Regions from separate parts of the Mus musculus genome. Here region 2 is linked to region 1. The links are chromatin loops, found by intact Hi-C in ENCODE. Cell type or tissue: gastrocnemius. All regions are shown on one strand.

Region 1 (8,000 bases):
AGCTTGGCATGCATAGCGTACAAACAGCATAGAAATCCCGTCATAAGCATGGCAGGGACCAGCACCCAGCATTGTCCTCTGATCTCCACAGGACATCATGCCATAGGCATGCCCACATTCACACCCATGAATGTGCACGCATGTGCACACACACACCATACATACACAGGAAAGAACCTCTGACTCCCCTCTTCCTGGTTTATGTATACATATTTATACTTCCATATGTTAACTAATTTCTGGCTCTTTTCCCTTTTCACTTTATACCAAGATTATTGGCACTGGCTCATTTTCCAGTTTGGTCTTGGAGTTACAGAGAATTCCTACAGGGCTGCAGATAAACTTGGGAGGTACCCAACGCCACAGAAACCTCAGTGCCATGGCTGTCACTCAAAGGTAAATGGAATGGCTGCTAGGAGACATGAAGTCTCTCTTACAGAGTGTCCCAGTGTCTTCGTTAGGGTTAGGATTGCGGTGATAAAACACCATGACCAAAGCAAAACTTGGAGAGAAAAGAGATTATTTGGCTTCCTGGCTTGCTCCCTGGGGCTTGCTCAGCTGCTTTCTTATAGAACCCAGGACCACCAGCCTAGGGGATGGCACCACCCACAGTGGGCTGGGACCTCCCACATCGATCACTTATTGAGAAAATGTCCTGCAGGCTTTTCTGTAGCCTGATCTTAAGGAGGCATTTTCTCAATTGAGGCTCCCTCCTTCCAATGACTTTAGCCTCTGTCAAGTTGACATAAAACTGCCCAACACTTCTAATTACCTTTAACTGTAAACACGGCCTAGAGTCACCTGAGAAGGGAGTCTCAACTGATGGATTTCCAGGATTATGTCTGTGGGGATTTGTCTTGATTATTAACTAATGCTGAAGTTAGTTAAAATTAATCAATTAGAATGGTGGGCAGCACCATTCTCTATGTAGGTGGTCCTGGGCTGTGTAAGAGAGCCAGCGAGTGCCGGGAATAATTGAAAAAAGCATTTAATCTCAGCACTGGGGAAGCAGAGGCAGGTGGATCTCTATGAGTTTGAGGCAAGCTGATCTATATAGTGAGTTCCAGGCCAGCCAAGGGCTACATAATGAAACCCTGTCTCATAGGTAGGTAGATAGATGGATGGGTGGATGGGTGGGTGGGTGGATGGATGCATGGATGCATGGAGAGATAGATAGATAGATAGATAGATAGATAGATAGATAGATAGATAGATGAAAGAAAGAAAGAAAGAAAGAAAGAAAGAAAGAAAGAAAGAAAGAAAGAAAGAAAGAAGTACTAAAGTAGAGAAAGACAGTTAAGCAGGAGCTTGGAAGTCAGCAAGCCAGCAAGCAGCTTTCCTCTGTGAGTCCTGCCTTCAGGATCCTGTCCTGAGTTCCCACCTTGGCTTCCCTCAGTGATGGATTGTGACCTGGAATTGGGAGCCAAATAAACCCTTTACTCCTAACGTGGCTTTTGGTCGTGTTCTGTTACAGCGATGAGTTAAAGTTAGAACATAGGTGAAGTCATGCATTTGTTCTTGCTTTCATTAGACAAGGTCCAAATGTGTGTGGGTGGATGCTGGGTCACCCTGGGGAGGTTAGAATGATGCCAGTCCCATCTCCCCTTCACCACAGGCTCCCTGTGGTAGGTCCGTTCAAGGTGAATAACTCGTCAGCATTAACCTAGCAAAGATGTGGGCTGGGGCTGGGGCAAAGGTGACGCTGGTGGCTTAATTAACGTGACCTCACTATTAGGTTTCAAGGAACAGTCAGGCTGAAGCATCCAAGGGTCCTGGGACTGGGGTGTCGAGAGTTGCCCAGAGCAGAAAGCAGTTCCATACCCATCCTTGGAGAGGACTTAGACTCTCTCCCAGGGAAATCACTTGAGAGTCTCCAGAGGGAAGAGCTATCCTCGTCACCGGCAGCAAGCACTCCAATGTCCTTGTGTTGACCTTCAGCACAGCTGCCCTTGCTCCCCATCAGGTCCCATCTCCCCCCTAGACATTTGCCCAGACTAGGCCTCTCTCCCTGCCTGAGAACTTCCCATTGGAACTACCGGCCCTCAGAAACCTCGTTAGGACACTAGTTAGAGTGATCAGCTAATTCACAGCGAAGTGTTAGCAAAGGAAAATGGTTTACCCATCCTCAGGGTATTTTATTTTAATGGAGTCTTTGGTTGACAAATATTTACTGAACAGTCTATTACATGCAAGAAACTATGTAAAATTCCTAGGGGGAGCCAGGGCCTGACCTAAATAAATCACAGTCTCTAATGACGGAACTTGAGACTCTGTGGGGAAGCAACCAGGGGAGGCAGCAGATAACCTCTCTTATCTCTGTGTAAAGCCTGAAGCTTGTGATCTCCGGCCACCGTACTGCAATAGGGGCCCGTAGCCGTCACCACCCTGAGTGGAGACATTTCTAGGACTGCCCTTGGGGGCTCAAGAGCCAATCCCTGCCTTACATTTGAAGATTCCTAACTCTTGCACTGAAGAGCCGGGAGGAAAGTAAGTGTTGGGGTGTGGGGTGGGGATTGGGCTCTGTTCCTCATCCTCTGATGAGTATACTGGGGGCCTCCATCATTCTTCTTACTCCAATGTCCCTCTTCTGCCTCCATCTCTACAACCTCCATTTGGTACATTTTCTGGGAGCCTCTGGAACACACAAAGCTCTACCAGGAGTGAAGCTTGGGGCACACGGAAGTGTTCCAGGGTGTCGATGTGGCCCATGCTGTGATGCTATGTGAGGTGGGTTCTCCCCAGCTTTTGGCTGTCTTTCTCCTCTCCCCTCCCTCCACATCTGACATTGTCTTTCCTTTCTCTCAGCCAGGAAGCAAAAAGGCTCCTAAAGCCTGATTGCCCAGCTCCACCCTCTCCTTGCTGACAATGTCACGTACACACACACACACACACACACACACACACACACAGTTGTCTGCAGTTGGACTGGATGGAGGTAATGTGGTTCTGAACTCCAGGGATCCTCAGACGACTCACTACATAAAATATACGGAAACTCTTAAATAGACAGTGGCATCCACACTCACCCCGCAGGCACTTACCACCAGTTAGAACTTCCCTTGCAAGAGGCCATCCCCAGCTCCGTCTGTTAAGAAACACTGACATCTAGTGGCTGAATGTGGGACCTGCAGCAACGACTTGCCTTCCAAGAATAGGGTCCGTGGCTGCAAGAGCTGACCCCTCCCATGCCTCAGGACTTTCTAAACAGCAAAGAAACCCCAGCCCCAGCCCCCACCTCATGCTTCTCTTTGATGTTTTCATCCCTCCCCCTTCTGAAAAGCCCCCAGGCTCCCCAAGTACTATGAGAGTCACGAACCCCTGTTAAAATGGTCACGTATGCCTGGTTCTTGCTAAATGTATCCCAGAAGCTTACCGTTGAAAAGAGAGATGTCATAAATGAAACAGGCCGTGGATAATCCACAAAGTGAGTCATTAGGTGCTGAGTTTAAGCCCATGTGCCAGAAGCCACGCAGCGCTTCCAGCTCAGCACCACCGAGGGGGCGGGGGGGGGGGGGGAAGCAGACAGTAAAGTGAGCAAGGCTGTTTTCCCCACCAGCTGCCAATCATCCATCTGACAGCCTTGCAGGCATGTGGACCACAGCTGCTTACTCAGCGCTCCAGGTGCCAGGCAAAGCACTGGGCAATCAACAGTGTACAGTGCGTGTGCGTGTGTGTGTGTGTGCGTGTGCGTGTGTGTGTGCGTGTGCGTGTGCGTGTGCGTGTGCGTGTGTGTGTGCGTGCGCGCGCGCACGCGCGTGTACGTGTGTGTGCGTGCTCGTGTGTATGTGTGTACGTGTGTGCCTGTGTATCTGTGTGCTGGGGAAGGCTGCACAAAAGGAAGGATGTGCACAGCGTGAGTCACTGGCAGACATAAGCAAGTGAACCATAAAATAATCTAAATTCATTTATTCAACAAATGCTTCCAAGCACCTGCTGTGTAAGCGTGAGGAGCTGCCTCCCTCGCTGCATTGGGCTTCCTTCCACCCTCCCGCCCAGCATCTCCGGAGCAAAGTCCACCTCTTGAGCCTCCTTGCCTCCAACTGACCTACATTACCTCAATATTGTCTTTTCTCTACACAGCCCTACAACCCTGGGACCCAGCACACAGGAGGGGCCTGGTGTGTGCTTATTGGAGACATTAATCTAGTACAGTACCTACCCAGAGTGGAAACTCTTCGAAGAATGTTCCCCATGGCTGGACACCCCAGCCCTCCTCATACACGCCCACTGATGGGCGCTCATCATTCCCTAGATGGTTAGCCAGACCTGGCCTCTGAGGCAAGAAACACAAGCACACGTTGGATTTCCCTTCATGGCTCTTCAGGTTCCCCGCCCCCTCCCATCCTTCTGCTCCTATCTGCCCACTGCAATGACCACAGATGACCTCTTCCTACACCCCAACTACCAGCTTGCTTTCTTGTTAATTTTGGTTTTGGTTTCGTTCGGTTTCAAGTCAAGGTCTCTCACCATATAGCCTTGGCTGTCCTGGAACTCACTATGTAAACTAGGCTGGCCTTGAACTCACAGAGATCTCCCTGCCTCTGTGCTGGAATTAAAGGCATGCACCACTACATCCAGCCCCAGTTTCTTTCTTGAGGCAGTAGGGGAGGTGGCCACAGACCCTACAGCGAGACCCTACAGCAAGATCCCTCAAGGCTCTCTGCTCACTGGAGTGATGTCGCCCCACCTCCCAGTCCCCTTTTGCTTCAACTCTCCTGGGAAATATCCAAAGCCCTAGGGTGAGTCTGCCTGGCCAGCTCAGACCCCATTCCCCTCAGAGCCACTCCTACAGCCTGGGACGACACATGTGATTGTTCAGAGAGGTTACACGTCTTACCCTGTGGCCAGGGGGACAGGAGAAAACCCACTACAATTACCAGCCCACCTGCCTCATGTGGACTGGGGGAGGGATAGTTTCCCAACGGAGAGAGGGTATGTGACCAGGAAGAGAGGAAAGATGTAGAAGGGAGCAGGTGACTGTGTCCCCCAAAATGCATGTTCACTCAGATCCTCAGATGAACTCCCATTTGAGAGGAGAGTTTGTGGGTGTTCTGTGGATATGGGGCAAGAGGAGCTCGTCTCGAGTCAGTGTGGCACTAGATCCAGCCACAGTCCTTATATCAGGGCAGCGGGAGGGAAGGTGGCCATGTTTTCCTGGAGGCAGAGAACTGAGCAACAAGCCAGGGCCACCAAAAGCTCAGAGAATCAAGGAAGGGTCCCCACCCCACCCACACCCCCCTCACTATCCCCCCACCCCCACCCCCCAGCCCCATCAGGAAGCTCAGACCTGCTGACAGCTGAATCTCAGACCTCAGGCCTCTAGGAGAGAGACAAAATCCACTTCTGATATTGCAGGCCAACTTAGCGGTGGTTATTTTCTGGCGGCGCTGGGAGGGGCACAAGCTGGTGGGGACTCCAGGTGGCTTCCCAGAGTGGCATTTGCAGCAAGCAAGCTTGCAGCCTTCAGCTCAGCCACTGGGGTTGCCTAGCGGGGAGATTTTTTAAACTCCTAGCCCATTCGGATAATGTCTAAATAAGCAGAGAAATCTTGCGAGCATGGTACCTCAGGCCTATAATTTCAGCATGGGTGAGGCGAAGGCAGGAAGACTAGAGGTAGTTCAAGGCCATCCTAGGCTACAGGGTGGATTGATTCCAGGGCAGCCTTGACAACAAGGACGCTCTCTGTCTCACAAATAAATAATAAATCCCTCAGTGGAATTGACCTATGACCATCTCGCTCCCCTTCACATTTGATAAATTAGGAAAACCTGGAGTGTGTTGTAGTCACTCGGGGGACCTAGAAACTGTCAAGGAGCCAGACCTCCTGGGCCATGGGGAAAGCACACAAGAGCAGGCTGGGTTTGGTTTTTTTTTTTTTTTTTTTTTTTGGTTTTTGGGTTTTTGTTGTTGTTGTTGTTGTTGTTTTTGTTTTTTGGGTTTTTTGGTTTTTGCCTAAGACTATGACAGGGTCAGGAAGACAGGGTCCCCTGGCTGGGTCTTCACTCTCCTTGTCTAATTTAATTGTCTGAAGTTTGAAAAAGCGCAGACACCAGCCAGTCTTTTCTCCTGCCTCCTGAACCCTTCACTCTCTGAGACATCGTCTCTTCTCTATTATGGTTTTCAGGACAGGGCCACACTGGCAATCGATCTGCCACCTCCCGCTGACTTGACTGTGTAGAAGAGGGAGCAGAAGACAAAGTTATGTGTATCGGGCCCGGAGTGCCTGCTGTAGACAGAGAACCGGGAGCCCAGCTGCTTGCTCCACTGGCCCCGCCGCGGCCCACCCTGGATCCCCTTTAATAGCAAATGTCCCGCAGCCCCTCTAGCGGCCGGCCGCAGGTCAGGGGTTCATGCGACTTTGATGTTCTGACTCTTGCCTACCACCTGGGGAAGCCCCACCCCCCACCTCCGTTCACAGAGCTGACAGAGTCCAGCTTGCTTTTCCTGGAAACTCTTTGAAGCCCCCTTCAAAGCCAGTAGCGTGGTGAGCGCTACCTTGTGGCAGCGCGGCCGGGACGCCCTGAGGCTTGTCTCCAATTACCCAGTTCCGCAGAGGGGCAGCCCTGTCCCTCATCCTCTATAGCCTGGGTGGTTGCGCAGCAGGGCTGGGGTCCAGACTTGAGCAGAGCTGCAAAGCCACTATTGTACACGGCACAGTGTGGGCTCAGTGTGGGCCCTTCTTCGGCAGCTGGCAGCTGAGCGCCCCTAGACAACCCCAGAGCTGTTACCCAGCTTCAAGCCAGACAGAGGTGGAATGGCAAGGAACTTTCTCCAAATAACTGGAGCTTCAGTAGGAAAGGGTGTGGTGCTGGAGCTGTTATCCAGAACATTCTCCAGGCTTGAGGCTAAGAGTGCCTGGGCTCTCTGCACCTCCCTGGTATTTATTTAGCAACAGGTAACTGAGCCACCTGCTGCCCTAGGCCAGGGAGAAAAGAGGGAAGGCAGGTTTTGGTTTGGTTGACTTGGGGGTTGACTATATATATATATATATATATATATATATATATATATACATATACATATACATATACACACACACACACACACACACACACACACACACACATACATGAGTGTTTTGCCTTCATCTGTACATCATGTGCAGGCCTGTGTCCTTGAAGGCCAAAAAAGGACCTTTGATCCTCTGGAACTACTGGAGTTACAGACAATTCTCTTAACCACTAAGCCATTTCTGCAGGTCCTAGGCACGGTTTACACACACACACACACACACACACACACACACACACACACACACTACACACATACACACACCACGCACGAGCACACACACACACACCTAGCAGTCTTTCTGCACTTGGGTTTCAGGCTTGAGCCTCTCCCTGAGTTGTCTTGATTCAGAGTCCGTTTCCACCTCCTGGCCCACCCTCTTTCCCTGCCTCAATCTGCCAGATTCTTAAGAACAAACAAATCTCCTTCCCCATTAGCAAGACCATCAAGACAGCTGGGGGCAGCGGAGCCCCAAGCTCCTCCTGCTGCCTGCACACCCTGCTGCCTGCATACCCTGCCGATTCTACTTCCATGCCAAATACCTCAGCCCGGGCCTCAAAGGCTGGGAGGCTTCTGGGTCAGCTGAGGAGACCCCAGCAGGAGCAAGGGGCCCCAGAAGTGGGCCATGCCCACCTGCCCCGATGAGAACCGGAGCCCAGTCTCCACCCCGTGGCCTGTGACTTCAGATCATGAGGCAGAATCTCATCAACAAGAAATTTGAAGCCATTAAAATACAATAAAAGAGAAATTAAATGTAATCACTCCGTAAATTATAACTAATTGAAACATCAATTGTAATTTTTATGATCTGCATTCAAGTGAGTGATACCACCAGTAGAAAAATACAAGTTAAATGACGGAGAGGAGCCATCCTGGTCGGCCCAGTAGGCCCAGCCTCCACTGGGCCCCTGCCAACAGCTTCCTTCTCTTTCCTCCCAGACTCTCTCCAAAGCCCAGTCTCTTCTGGAAGTTTCTAGCAAGGGTTTTTC
Region 2 (8,000 bases), 110 kb before region 1:
CTGAAATCTCACTTTTGGGGAGTCAGAGACAGGAGAATCCCAGGGGCTTGCTCAGCAAGTAGTCCAGCCAAATTGGTGAGCTTTGGGCTCAATAAGAGACCCTATCTCAAAAAAAAACAAAAAACAAAAAACAGATAGAGGAAGACACCCAATGACAATCTCTGGTCTCTTCATGTTTGTGTATACATACACACACATTCACACACACACACATATCACACACTACCACCCATCCATACACACACCACACAAAACATACACAGGCACACACGCATCTGGCCTCTGCTTTTGATCAGAACTGAGTGACTGGTGATCCCAGGAGACCAGGGCTTCCAGAGCTGACACCAGCCTCCCCCCACCCCACCCCCTCCCGTCGGCTTGTGCTTAGCTTGAAAATGTAGCCATGTGGAGTCTTTAACACTTAACAGCAAGGACCAGGTGAGCACTATGCAGGGAGCACCAGCTCCCACCTAGCTGGGGTCTCATGCAGGTGAGCCTGCTCCCTGCTGCAGCACCACGGGACTTGGCTCGCTGACTGCCAGCCCCTCTTGCCACTGTGAGTACTGCATACAGCATAAATCCAGTCAATGTAGCCAAAAAGAAATCTCAAAATGTCAGATCTGCAGAGATGGTTCAACTGAAGGGATATTGATTGTCACAGAAAATATTCTCATGTTATTCACCTACTTAGGCTGCCCCCTAGGCACATGTGAATTCATCAAATATTGTCACGGCATATAAGAACACTGGTGCTCAACATTGTTGTGATATTTGGGCTTTGGTCCTTGTCTTAATTAGGGTTTTAATGCTGTGAACAGACACCATGACCAAGGCAACTCTTTTTTTTTTTTTAAGATTTATTTATTTATTATATGTAAGTACACTGTAGCTGTCTTCAGACATTCCAGAAGAGGGCATCAGATCTCATTACGGATGGTTGTAAGCCACCATGTGGTTGCTGGGATTTGAACTCAGGACCTTTGGAAGAGTAGTCAGTGCTCTTACTCGCTGAGCCATCTCACCAGCCCCCAAGGCAACTCTTAGAAGGAGAACATTTAATTGGGGCTGGATTATAGGTTCAGAGATTCAGTCCATTATCATCAAGGCAAGAGCATGGCAGCATCCAGGTAGGCATAGTGCAGGAGGAGCTGAGAGTTCTCCATCTTCATCTGAAGGCTGCTATGAGGAAACTCACTTCCAGGCAGCTAGGATGAAGGTCTTAAGCCCACACCCACAGTGACACACCTACTCCAACAAGGCTACACCTCCCAGTAGTGCCACTCTCTGGGCCAAGCACATACAAACCATCACAACCCTGCTCACAATACCTGCCCCAGCTGAAGTAGTGGCAGGGGTGGAGGAGGGGAGATAAATACCAACAAGAAGTCATACCTGGGCATTTCTCTCAAGACAAGCACCTTCCTATGCAGCAAACGGAGGAATGGACTTTACACATAACCACACAAGGGAAACAGGGAGGAGATAGTTGCAGACACTACCCAGATGGAATTAGACCCAAGAATCACTCTGAAATACGAGTTAGAAAATGAACTTGGATGTTTCAACACTGAAGCCAGAACCAGCTCCACTCCATCATGGTGGCTGGGAGCTGACCTTCCGGCTTCCGCCTTGCTTGGATTATAAAAGAATCCTCTCTTGGCTTCTGCTTTGCCATGTCAGTGCCGTGGACTATGGTGGAGTCCTTGTGGCTTCTGCCTTGCTCTGTCAGTACCATGGATTTTGCATCCACTGTTGTCCCACCAAGGACTCACAATGATCTGTAGGAAAATCACAAGGCTGAGGCCAAGCTGGGCTACCAAGCAAGTTCAAGAGCAGTCTGAGCAGTTTAGTGAGGTCCTGTCTCTCAAAAGTCTTTTGATTTTTTTCCCCCCAGAAAAGGTGAAGATTCAAGCCAGTGGTAGAGTGTGAAACTCCTTCAGTCTCAAGTGTCAATCAATCAGTAAAAGCAAAGCAAGCTGGGGCTAATTAAAATTAAACAGATTGCTTTGATCCTGGGCCACCGGGGGCCTTTATCATTCTGCCAGTCAAGACCCCTGTTGACTGCAGCCCACCAAAATAGCTGTTAGCCATTTTCCAGCTGAGCAAGCCAAGTCTCAGAGAGTGAGTGACCTGTCGAAGGTCAAGAACCATTGGGCGATGGGATGAGATAGAGACAGACAGCCAGACAGCCAGTCTGACCAGCGCCATCCAAAAGGTGGGCATGAAACGCATCCTTCCAGCTCCGCATCCACTTCGGCCTCTCCTGAGGCTCCGGCTCTGTGGGTCATTTAGGAAAGGGTTTAAAGAGATTCACAGACCGGCTGACTACAGGAGCCCCTCTCGTCAGGCATAATCACGTTGACCTGGTATTGGAGTCTCTGCCATTTCCTGACCTCCGGGGAGCCTCCTGGGTGTGGCTTACCCAATCCAATGGTGTGCACCCCTAGGAAACCCAAACCCACTAACTGCTCAGAGGCTGGTACTTCTAACCCTCAGTCTTCCTCTCCAGGGCCACCTTAAAGCAGACAAGTGAGAAAAGCAGGCTGGAGTCCATTGCCTCTCTCCCCACTGCCTGACAGAGCACCTGTTCTGGAACATACAGCCCAGAGACAGAAGCTGTCCATGAATCGGGTTCATTCAGCCTGCGGGGAATAAGATGCTAATCACCTTGGGTGCACAGCTCCTCTCCTTGTCCTGTGCTCACCCCAGCTGCCCATAATTTCTGGCTTGATTGAATGCTTTGGCTGGAGTCCTCCACAGGTGCAAGAAGTGGGGGATTTCGTTCCCAGGAGCTCTTGCTGGGAGCCAGTTCCATCAGAGAGATAAGGATGGGGGAGGCTCCTGGCCTCGGTGTGGGAATAGCAATAAAAGCTCACGTGAGAAGGGTTGGCCAGGGCTGCTGATGGGGTAATTAATTCTACTTAAGTGAAATGTTACTAATAATTAAATGTACTAATTAAGAAAAATTGGATCAGCTGTGGTTGGTGTGGCAAAGCCGGACTCCTACGGACATGTTTCTTGGGTAGGTTCCTGCCAGGAGGACATGGGACCAAACGTGACCAAACGTGACCAACACTGTCCCTTTGGGGCCCAGTAGAAACCACAGGAAGCAGGAACTGGAGAGACCTTCACAGGAGGAAGAAGCCAGCCAGGGCTGGAGAGAAGCCTGTAGAAGACTCTAGAAGGTTATGGTGTAAGTCAGAAGGCTCTGGATCCTGACCCCTGTCTGCTCATCTCCCACCAAGGCTGGGAAGGCGGTGCCAGGAGGGGGCAGCAGAGAGCAGCTGTAGGAAGGGAGACAAGCAGCTAGGATGAGGTAGGTGGGCAATGGGAGACGCCAGAGATGGAGGAGAGACCAGAAGAGAAGCTAGCTCCACATGTCACTAGCAACATTCACCCTGAGGCAATTTTTTGTGGTCCAGACCCTGATGGATGTCCTAGTTAAGGTTTCTATTGTTGGGGGGGGGGGTCTGCTCACATTTCCATAACCTCTCATTGAAGGAAGTCAGAACTCAGGAACTCAAGCAGGGCTAGAGCCTGGAGGCAGAAGCTGATGCAGAGGTCATTCGGGGATGCTGCTTACTGGCTTGCTTCCCAGGGCTTGCTCAGCCTGCTTTCTTACAGAACCTAGGGCTACCAGCCCAGGGATGACATTACCCACAATGGGCAGGGCCCTCCCACACTGATCACTAATTGAGAAAATGCCTTGCAGCTGGATTTCCTGGAGGCATTTCTCCAACTGAGGCTCCTCCCCCTCTCTCTCTAGCTTGTATCAGATTGACACGAGAAACCAGCCAGGAGGCACCATCCCAGGCCTCTCTCCACTAGATGCCAGGAACAAACCAACTATACCAATCAAGTGTCTCTAAGGCGAGGGGGTGTGGCTCCGTTGACAAAGAGCTTGCCGCAAAGTTGTGAGGAGCTGAGTTCAAGGCCCAGAACTTGCGAATAGTCAGTCTCAGTGGTGCATACACGTAATCCCAGCACTGGAGAAGCAGGGACAGAATCATTCAGGAGGCGAGCTGGCTAGCCGGTCTAGCCAAAACAGCATACTACTGGCTCTGGTGAGAGACCTCGTCTCAACCATAGAGTGGCGGGCTAGGGAAACGGTTCAGTAACAAAAGTACCTGATAAGCCGGGCGTGGTGGCGCACGCCTTTAATCCCAGCACTCGGGAGGCAGAGGCAGGTGGATTTCTGAGTTCGAGGCCAGCCTGGTCTACAGAGTGAGTTCCAGGACAGCCAGGGCTACACAGAGAAACCCTGTCTCAAAAAAAACAAAAAAACAAAAAACAAAAACAAAAACAAAAAAACCAAAAACAAAAAGTACCTGATAATGAATCTCTACCATCCAGGAAAAAAAACAAGAACCAAAAGGCTGAGGGTGGACTTCGTAACCCTGGTGCTAGAGGGTAGAGGCAGTAGATCTTGGGGCTTGCTGGCCAGACAGTCTAACTGTAGGTTTGTGCTCTAAATTTATGGAGAGATAGCCTGTCTCAAAAAATAAGGTAGAGAGCCATAGATGTTTTAAGTCAACCTCTGGCTCATAAATGGGCACACATGCATACAGTGCGCATACTACACAGTCAAACACACGCGCGCGCATTATAGTACTCACACACAAAACAAGATCTGAAGAGTAACTGAGGAAGACACTCAGTGTTCACACACACACACAAATGTGGGCACACGCAGCACATACATTCTATATCGTATATATATGTGTGTGTATGTGTATATATATATATATATATATATCCTATGTGCTATATATGTATAATATATATACACATATACATGTATATTATACTACTCCAGTTACAGGCACTGTCCAGAGCATGCAGATCCAAAGAGCCAGAGCTCAGGAGAGTGAGAAGGAGCAGGGGCTGAGGGCCGTTGAGTTAATGAGTCACAGAGTGGGCTCCGAGGCCCACTGTTAGCATCCACTGTCGGAGATGCTGAACATTACTAGATTATAGATTTTCTATGACTACTTCCCTGTTACAAGACTTCACTTTGCCTTTTAAAAAAGTCCTTTCGTCTCTAAGTTTCAGTCTCTTCTCAAGGTCCACACAGGTCCAAGGGATGGGAAAATGGGTTCTATTCTCCCCAAAGACACACCCCAGATAAAGGAGGAAATGGAAGAGCCTGCTTCTGCTCTGCCAATTGAGTGATTACCACCAAAATGAGTTTTGTGCATCATAAAGATCCTTACCAAGGTAAGGGACGTTATTACCAAGGCACTCTGTGTGACCTTGTTGGTATTCTGAACGCAGCCGGGACAGCAGCGCTGGACGCAGAGTGAGTGAGCTGAATGAATGTGTGCACATTAAAGGCGAGCCCAGGCAGGGTCCTAAATGCTGAGGCCCAGAGCAGCCATCATCACCAGTATGGTGTAAATTAGTAACAAAGCTGCTCTCCCTGGCTTCCTGGGTGCCTCACACACCTGCAGGCACCTGCTCTGTCAATCCTCTCTGCAGCCTTGATTGGAACCTTCCTGCAGATGTGCGGTGGGAAACTGGAACTTTCCATAATGTGCTGAGTTCATTACCCACCACCGGGGGGCAAATCACCCACCAAACCTGGCAGCGGAAAGCACCGTTCTTCTCAGATGGTCTCTGAAGTCTGGGCACGGTTCCACCCGGAGCTGACTCGGGGTCTCTCACAGGCCGCAGATCAGGAGATAGGGTCTTTTCTGAAGGCTCGGAGGATATCCACATCCAACTGAACATGGTTGTTGGCAGGATTCAGTCCTTGAGTGCTGTTGGACAGAAGAGGTTCTTGTTCACTTGGATTTTTCCATCATGGTAGTTTACTTAACTCATCAAAACCTACAAGCAGGAGTGGGGAGGATGGCTCAGTGGTTACCGCACTGACCACATGATCAGCGTGCACGAGGACTGAAGTTTGCATCCCAGAAGCAGTGTAAATCCCAGATGGGTCCAATGGCCCACCTGTACCTCCAGTGCCTAAAGACAGAAACAAAGGGGTCCGGAGGCAGGCTGATGAGCTGAACTCATTGAACAATGAGCTCTGGGTTTAAGTTTATCTCAGCAAACTGAGTGGAGAAAGATTGCTGAAGATTCCAGACTCCTGACATCATCACTGGGTCTCTCTATACATGTGTGCATAAATGTGCACGTGTACATGTGGGCAGACATGCACACATTCGAACACACACACGTGAGGAAAAATAAAATTAGAAATTAATAAAATTGAAATCTGTAACAAGCAAGCTGGGAAGGCTCTAGATGCTACCAACAAGGTGGGAGTTGTAATCTGACATAGCCTAGTTATAGAAGTGACACGGGATCACCTTGTATGCTCTGTGGATTAGAAGCAAGTCAGTAAGCTATCCCATTTTCAAAGGAGGGGTGTTACACCAGTGCATGGCCCCCTATTGCAATGACCAAAGAAGCCCCAGCTCAGCGTCTGCCTGCTACACTTGCTATGAGGCCCCAGCTAGTACAGAGCTCAGCTGCCTGTGCCCTGGGGCTTCTAAAAAAAGGACTCAAGGTCATTTCCTCGTTCTTCTCTTACATAAGTATTTCCAGGATAGAAAAATGGTGGAGGAAAAATCCAAGGAAGGAGAGAGACAGACAGACAGAGGCAGACAGAGAATGCCAAGCTTTTCCCAACCAAGCACTCTGATGAGGCTGGTCCTGCAGGGCACAGCTGGAGCCCCCGCTGCCTCATGGTGTCCTCATTAGAGGCGTATGAAAATCTGCCTTTTTTGGTTTTTTGTTTTGTTTTGTTTTCCATCAGAGCCGAGGACGAACCCAGGGCCTTGCACCTGCTAGACAAGTGCTCTATCACTGAGCTGAATCTCCAACCCCTGAGATTCTGCCTTTTAATTGAAGTACTCTGAGCCCCTCCAGAGGAAGCCTTCCCGTTCTCCTCATCATGACTGTTAATAGGCTAGGAACAGCCAAGCTTCCACAGTCCCGGGCTGCAGCAACTACCGGCAGAGGCAGCTCTGGTCTCCCTTGCCCTTCTTCATGCCAGTTACACAGTCCTGCCACCACAAAGGGCTGCCCTTGGATGCTCCCCCAAGGCTGGCACAATATGGACCAGGACATGGACTTCCTGAGCACCTGGAAGGCAGGGATGGAGGAACCAACACATCACCACCGGACCTTCTCAGGGAAAGGGTCTCATCTCTTAACCCTGTAGTCCCAATCGAGAATATGCTGCCCAAGGGTGGGCCTCAGTGGACTGGGAACAAATCAGAGGCCTTTGTATAGATGTGACAGACATCCAGTGGCCAAGTACAAGCAGGAAAGTTGGTCCCCAATGTCTTCTCCCCTCCCATCAGTCTTTGACTGAGGCAAGAGATTTCCGAGGACTCTCTTCATTGACCACAAGATCAAAGGACTAGGGAGAATATCTGAGATAAACAGATGTTGTGAATTTACCTTCTGTGTAAGGGTGTGCTTGCATGCGTGCGTGCGTGCGTGCGTGCGTGCGTGCGTGCGTGCGTGCGTGCGTGCGTGCGTGCGTGCGTGCGTGGATGTATATGCATGCCTGCATGGGTGCATGTGAGTGCGTGAGTGTTAATATGCAGAGCCAGACCTTATTGGTGGGTGTTGTTCTCTATTGCTGTCTTTTTTCTTTTTTTTTTTTAAAGACAGAGTCTCACTGAATCTGAGGCTTACCAATTCAGGTAGTTTGACGGGCAAGTGAGTCCCAGGGATCCTCCTGCCTCATCCTCTTCTGCTGTTGGGAGTACAGGCACAGGTTGATGTGCCTAACTTTTATACATGAGTCCTGAAGGATCAAAAGGTCCTACCGCAGGGCTGGAGCAGTGGTTAGAAGAGGGTGTTGCTCTTGTAGAGGACCTGGAACCATTTGGGGGGCTACATGGTAGGTTTTTTTTGTTTTTTTGTTTTTTTGTTTTTTTGTTTTTTTTTTTGAGACAGGGTTTCTCTGTGTAGCCCTGGCTGTCCTGGAACTCACTTTGTAGACCAGGCTGGCCTCGAACCCAGAAATCCGCCTGCCTCCC

Evidence for each region. Peaks named below come from ENCODE experiments on the same cell type or tissue, not always from the same donor. Only the 100,000 strongest peaks of a DNase experiment are listed, where the experiment ranks them.
Region 2: a loop joins it to region 1, with 9 times the contacts of the local background. A loop is called at or near these places in 23 of 42 quality-filtered maps.

The regions. Positions count from the first base shown.
Region 1 is chr11:114,633,419-114,641,418 of GRCm38, forward strand. No RefSeq gene overlaps it. Among named protein-coding and RNA genes, the nearest start is that of Gm31781, 11 kb to the left of the region's middle. In gastrocnemius, no CTCF peak of the experiment used is centred here; DNase peaks (open chromatin) are centred at 3,110, 3,623, 3,872, 5,820 and 1 more place.
Region 2 is chr11:114,520,336-114,528,335 of GRCm38, forward strand. Gm31724 (a long non-coding RNA gene) reads right to left here. Exons shown (of 4, transcript XR_880310.1): 4 at 4,817-5,759. Among named protein-coding and RNA genes, the nearest start is that of Gm39472, 35 kb to the left of the region's middle. In gastrocnemius, a CTCF peak has its summit at 3,272 (motif pointing right); DNase peaks (open chromatin) are centred at 3,269, 3,619 and 4,013.